2 separate regions of the Homo sapiens genome follow, and region 1 is linked to region 2. A link is a contact called in ENCODE Hi-C data. All regions are on one chromosome and are shown on one strand. The core of a region is the stretch at or near the end of the contact, and the rest is flanking DNA. Distances in the headings are between cores, read along the strand shown. Region 1 holds the start of EVC2 (EvC ciliary complex subunit 2). Region 2 holds the start of STX18 (syntaxin 18).

What was found. A loop is a pair of places that touch in the nucleus more often than their neighbours do. Pooled maps may share reads with other maps.
Region 1: a loop to region 2 is called in a pooled map, with 5 times the contacts of the local background. The contact joins the promoter of EVC2 here to the promoter of STX18 in region 2. A Hi-C loop is called at or near these places in 1 of 37 single-sample maps with no recorded cell type and 2 of 50 pooled maps.

The regions. Positions count from the first base shown.
Region 1 is chr4:5,706,715-5,710,013 of GRCh38, reverse strand. EVC2 (EvC ciliary complex subunit 2) reads left to right here and starts at 1,455. Exons shown (of 22, transcript NM_147127.5): 1 at 1,455-1,728. The coding sequence starts at 1,501. RefSeq lists silencers at 1,366-1,415, 1,456-1,835 and an enhancer at 896-1,515.
Region 2 is chr4:4,540,351-4,543,376 of GRCh38, reverse strand. STX18 (syntaxin 18) reads left to right here and starts at 1,329. Exons shown (of 11, transcript NM_016930.4): 1 at 1,329-1,580. The coding sequence starts at 1,413. LOC124900165 reads right to left here and starts at 1,246. Exons shown (of 6, transcript XM_047416490.1): 1 at 902-1,246. STX18-AS1 (STX18 antisense RNA 1 (head to head)) reads right to left here and starts at 1,246. Exons shown (of 6, transcript NR_037888.1): 1 at 902-1,246. RefSeq lists enhancers at 1,161-1,455, 1,180-1,459.

The DNA.
Region 1 (3,299 bases), core at 206-2,705, 1.2 Mb before region 2:
GGCAAACTCTCTGCTATGTGGAGCTTCTTATATATTACCTTAGAAGCATCTCCAAGGTTCCTGGGGACATGTATGGGGGCAATAACTTGACGCTCTTGTTTTACATTTCCATGAATGCTTAGGCTTTAGTTTTTAAAATGTGGTGTTTGGGCCAGGTGTGGTTGCTCACGCCTGTAATCCCAGCACTTTGGGAGGCTCAAGTGGAGGATTGTCTGAGCCCAGGAGTTTAAGACCAGTCTTGGCAACATAGTGAGACCCTGACTCCATAAAAAATACTAAGGAGATTTTTTAAATGTAGGGTTATTTGCTTTTTACTTTATCATAAAGTTGTTGACTATTAAATTAACCTTTAAATGACTGACTGTCAAACAACTCCAACGGTCCAGCAACATGCTTGGCATTTAGCCTGTGGTCTTGTCACATGCCTGACAGCTGCCACGTACCCCCTGGTGTGGGGAACTTGGCTTATAAATTCTCAGCTTCTCGAACCCCATGGCCTTGTCCATGTTAGGTCAGGAAAGGCCTGTCCTTGGATGGTCTGGGTTATGGGGAGAGAGGCTGCCAGGGGCCAGGCTCGCTGGCCTGAGACTTTATAGACAGCCTAACAGCCTGCCCCGCAGGAAGGCTGGCGGGAGTGGAGCCCTCCCCCGTCAACAGGTGTCAGCTGTCACCCAGGACCTAGGCAGGGATGAGGAAGCACACAAAAGGCTCCACCAGTCCCCCTTTTTGTGTCTTTCTCCTCCTCCTCCTCCTGCGTCCCTTGGCAAAGCAAATCCCTGTCCCCTCGGAGAGTTCAGGGAGAGCTTGCTTAGGGCTGCGACTTCAGACACCAGCTCCCCTCTTTCTAGGTCCCCAGAGAGGTGGCCCAGCGGCTGGCCTGTTTCCCACTGGGAATGCGAGGGGCACCCGGGCCGGCCCAGGGCTGACCCACAGCAGGCTCGGGCAGTGGGTGCTCAGCTGGTCTGCACTGAACGCAACCGGAAGTGAGGGTCCTTTTCCTTCTCTGCGGCCACCCCCTCCTCCCCGAGCTTTCCTGAACCTTCTGGGTGCTCCAGGACTCCCGGCCCCGCGCTCCAAATGCTTCTCCGTTTTCTAAGCGGGGATGGGGAAACTCTGGATTCACATCCGTGTGTCAGGAAACCGTTCCCAGGGGAAGTGCGTCTGAGCTGAGGCTTACAGACCCAGGTAGGCGGTAGCGGAGGGGCCCTTGGGGTCCTGGTAACCTCGGGGAGCAGGGGAGTGACCCGCTCTGATTCGGTTTGGGCGCAAGCAAACCCAGGCCTGGCCGCCGGGCGCCTGGGCCGCGCCAACTCGCTCTCCCCCTCCCACGCCCGTCCGGCACCTCCTGGCCCGCCAAGCCCCAGATGCGGGTGTTTGTTCCAGAAAACTTTCGGCGGCGGCTCGCACTGAGCATGCTCGGCGGCGGGGCGGGCCTGGGGTCCGGAAGCTCCAGCGACTCGGCGGCACCCGCCGCTTTGAGGTAGCGGGTCCCGACAGGCGATGGACCCCTCGGGCTCCCGGGGGCGCCCCACGTGGGTGCTGGCCGGGGGTCTCCTGGCAGTGGCCCTGGCGCTGGGGGGCCGAGGCTGTCTCGGCGCCAGCTCACGTCCCCGCTGGCGCCCCCTCGGCGCGCAGCCACCCCGGGATCCCCAGGTGGCTCCTAGGTCTGGGCCCGGCCTGAGGATCCCTCCGGGGCGGAGCGGGGCGGGGCCCGAGAGCAGCACGCAGGTAAGGAGGGCCCGACCCCAGGCTCCGGTCTGACTGTAGTGGTTTGACTTTGTCTACACCGGCGGTGGCAGGGAGGACCCTTAGTATTTCGCAAAGAATGAGGAAGGGAGGGCAGGATCTGAATAGGGTGCTTCGCGGCCCTTAGGTGTATCCCGCTCACGGCCAGAAAGCTTCGAGGGAAACTGGAGACCTTCCTCGGGGTGTGGCAGCTGCCGGCTTGGACTTCACCAGCGACCCTGGTTCGAATCCTGCTCTCCATTTTACGAGCTTCGACCTAGGGCAGTTCACTCCTGTGCCCCAGTTTCCTGATCGTTGAAACGGGGCCGTCGCGGCGTCCACCCCAGAGGGTGGAAGTGGGTTAGATGAGCTCACATATGCAGAGCCCCTTGCAGAGGCCAGCACTGGGAAATTGCAGCGGTTTTTAAAAGTGGGGGCTCTTGGCTGGACTCTTAGGTGACTGAACTCTCCTGGCTGATGGATTTAGCCACTTCCTACTTCACCCTGGCCCTCCCTCTGTGGTCCTAAACTCGAAAGGCATGGATCCCTGGCTGTAGCCCTAGACTTGACCTCCCCCGACAAAGCTGGTCACCAGTCCTAGTGCCTTTTCCTCCAAATCAGCTCGGATGTCTGCCCCTCCTCACTCCCCACTGCCACTCCCTGGCTTCAGGTCCCACCACTTCACTTCCAGCCCTTGGTGATGGTTTTCCCACGTCTCCCATCCATTTTCCCCCAGACCTCTGGGGTGGTCTGTCCTGGTAGACATTCTGCCACTCCTGTCCCATGCTGGCACTCTTCTCTCCACCTTATTGCCCCTGACAGCACACCCAGGCTCCTATTCCCAGGACTGCCCTGGCCAATGGTCTGGCCCATTGATGCTGCCCTGAGGTCCTCCCACCTCTCTCCTAGGGTGGTGGGTCGTGTCCTGCTGTGTTCTCTACCCCAGGACACTTGCGACACTGGCAGAGGTTTAGTCTCTTAAAAGAGACCCTGCTCCCTTTCTGTCTTTAGGTTTTCACTGGAAAAACGCCATGTCAGTGTCCTGAGCTTTCAAAAGTCCAATGACAGAACATGTTCCCTGGGTCCTTTCACTTGCATCTGCCCTGTGAGATGGGAGTATCTGGCCCGTTTTGCAGGTGACAAAACCAAGGCTCAGGGAGCCGCGTCCCCAGGCCTGTCCTGTACTCTCTCTCTGGCCCCCGAGTTCAGAGCCTGCGTGCCTGGCCTCACCTGCTTTGCACAAGCTCTTCCTTCTGGGAAGCCAGTGTCAGAAATCCTGGTGCACATTGGCCTCTGTCAGCCACAGTGGTGTTGAGGGTGGTCCCTGCCAGAAGGGAGGGACGGTGCCTACTGGGAAGGGCCTGAAGCCATCTAGGACCATGGTGGGTGTAGAGTACCTCACCCTCAAGGGCAACCCCTGCCTTTGCAGGAATCTGGGAATGAGCACCTGTATTCAGGTGCCCTTGGCATCTTGAGCACGTCCCCTGGGCCCTGGCCCTGCCCACGCCCATCCCAGCTGTTGATGGGACCAGCCTTCTTCCGTCTCTCTGGGCCTGTCTTGCATAGCCCTTCTG
Region 2 (3,026 bases), core at 80-2,579:
GAAATCAAAACAAAAACTTGATGTTTTTGAAAGTCTTTTTTTGGAGTCTGGCTTAATAGAAAACAGCTGTTCTGCATTTACTCCGTTGCAATATCACAGTCTCCAGCAAACTCAACTGTATGCAACTCATAAGAAAATCAGAGCGAAAAGGCAAATAACATCTTAGTATTGTGAAAATTTTATCTTGATGACCATTAAAACTGCTGTTTTAATACATATTCTACTTGTGCTTCCTCTTTATGAAAAAAGAAATCTTGAAGAAATCAATGAGATTTTGAATTAAAACTGAACCATAGGCCAGGCACGGTTGCACGTGCCTATAGTCCCAGCTACTCAGGAGGCTGAGTCCGGGAGGATCGTTTGAGCCCTGGCGTTCCAGCTGTAGTGAGCTAGGATGGCGCCTCTGACTAGCCACTGCAATCCAGCCTGGGCAACATAGTAGACCCCCGTCTCAAAAAACAACACAAAACAGAACATGAACCTAAAATGCAGAAGAAACTCATTGATTGAGTTGTCAATTTTAATAGCTATGGCTCAAGACGGTACAATTAAAAACTATGCATGAAGGATGAAGAGAATCCAGCGGCATTAGGGCCACTCTTTCACCTTTGTCTCCATCTAAACTTCCTATTCATCCTTCAAATCTCTGCACAGGTGACGCCTTTTCTCTAAAGCCTCTTCCTTTACCACAAATAACAGTGATTATAATAATAACATTATTAACGATTACTACCATTTATTGGCCACTTACTAGGAGCCAAGCAACATCAAAACACAGCACGCGTCAGCTCACTTAATTTTCACAGTAAACCCCGAGGAGGATGCTGGCTTCACTTTAAAAAGAGGTGACTGAAGGTTGGAGAAGAAAGGCCTCTGGCCTCTAGCTCTGTGCCTTGCACACCTGATCTGTCTCAGCATTTATTGCATCCCGAGGGTCACCGTCCACGTGCCTCTATCCTGCTCAAGGTGAGTTCTTGCAGTCAAAGGTCAAGGGTGGCTCGTCTCCACTTCCCCCGCAACCAAACCGCCCGGTCTCAGTGAGGGAGCCGCCAGAAGGGAAGGAGCCTCCTAGCTTCCCGGTCCTCACGCTCCCGGAGCCCACACGCCCCAAACAGACACAGAAGAGCTCGCTGAGCTCTCCGCGCAGCTAAACCCTCCAAGCTTTGCTGGGAGAAACCGATGCCCGAGAGCGCGTCGCGAGGTTCCTCCTCCGCCAGGTGCGCCGGCTGAGGCCGGAACCTTTTTCCTCCCGCCGCGGTAGCAGGGCGCAGGCCGGAACCTTTCTTCTCGCGTCGCCGTTGCCGGGGGGAGGCGTGTGGGGCAGGACCAGTCCTTCAGCGGCCGGGTTCGCGCCGCGGTCGCCGGCTGCTTACGTGGGCGGGCCTAGTGTGGGGCTGAGGGTGCGGGTCGCTATGGCGGTGGACATCACGCTGCTATTCCGGGCCAGCGTCAAGACCGTGAAGACGCGGAACAAGGCGCTGGGAGTGGCGGTGGGCGGCGGGGTCGATGGCAGCCGGGACGAGCTGTTCCGCCGGAGCCCCCGGCCCAAGGGCGACTTCTCCAGCCGGGCCCGCGAAGTGGTGAGCTGGTTGCTATGGAAACGGCGGGTTGAGGAGGGGGCAGTCCTGCGACAGGGACCCCGGGCCCCAAACCAGACCCCGTCCCGTAAGCATTGTGTGAAGGGGGTGGCTCTAAGGGGGACAGAAGAGTTGGCCTCAGAGACCCTACAGCTTTTTGGGGGAAGGAACAGCCTTATTTTGAGGAAGGGGGACGCATATTGGGGAACAGATTTCTCCTGCGGCGACAGGGATTGGGGGACAAGAAAGGAGATCCTCAGAAATCTCTATCTGGAAAGTGCATGGGCGGCTTTGTGAGGTCATGAGTTCGCCGTCACTACAGACTTGCACTCAGGGGAAACCTCCTGACAGTCCTTCGCTTCCTGTTGCAGCACTGACCACACCATATTTGCCTGTTCTATTTACTTGTCTGCCTCCCACCCCTAGTTGAGATTAAAAACTGTATTCAGCCGAACTCTTTCTTCCCTTTGTCTCTGCAATAAGTAGGACTCAGTTCCTCTTGAGACGGGTTTAGGGTAATCTTTCGCAAACACAGTGTTACAGTCACCTCAACTACTTTCTGTTCCCTGATCAGAGCAGGTGTCCCTTCATCTCCCTGGGAACAGGAACCTTTTCCTTAAGGGCAGGGACAGTGTTGTTTTCATCTCAGAATGCATGACTCATAGCATTGCTTAGTAAATGTTTGTTGAATGAGTGAATGAACAAATGGCTGTCTTTCCCATTAAACAGAAAACTCCATAAGGGGAGAGCTGTTTGTCTTGTTCCCTTTTGTGTTCGTGACACCAAGGAGGTATCTAGGTTTTGTGGGGCCTACAGCTTATATAGTTCTGTCTGCCCTCTTCAAGAAATAAAAATCACCAAGAAAGATTCAGAGCTTTGGAAGATTGAAGAGAGGGACCCTAAAGCTTAAGCCTCATTAATTTCACAGTAAATCCTTCTCTGCTTGGCATACACTTGGCACTGTATAGACACTCAGATATTTTTGAATGAATGTAGTCATGCATGCATTAATGACAGTTAGCAGAGGATACTTAAACATTAGAAAGGGGATTGGACCAGATGAATACACTCGCCCTATTGATGACCGTCTATGAAGCACCTACCTTCTGACCAGCCTCGTGTTAGAGTAATATGATGTAAAAGCAGTGGTGGAGTAGACGGACATAGACATAAAACAAGTGCCATAAAGCCTTGCAGGTGTTGTGTAGGGCACAAAAAGAATGTGGTCAGTTCTACCTGAGGACCAGAAAAGGCTTTATAGAGGCGATGATGCCTAAAACAAATCTTGAAAGAGGATTAGTTGGTTCCAGTGCAGAAGGACATCTCAGGCTAAGAGAATAGTATGCGCTAAGCTGTGGAGGTAGGTAACAGTCTGACATAAGTTGGTTCAATAAACATTTGAGTGAGACTGGAATGTGGGACTCTCATAAAAATTGGACGCGGAGATCT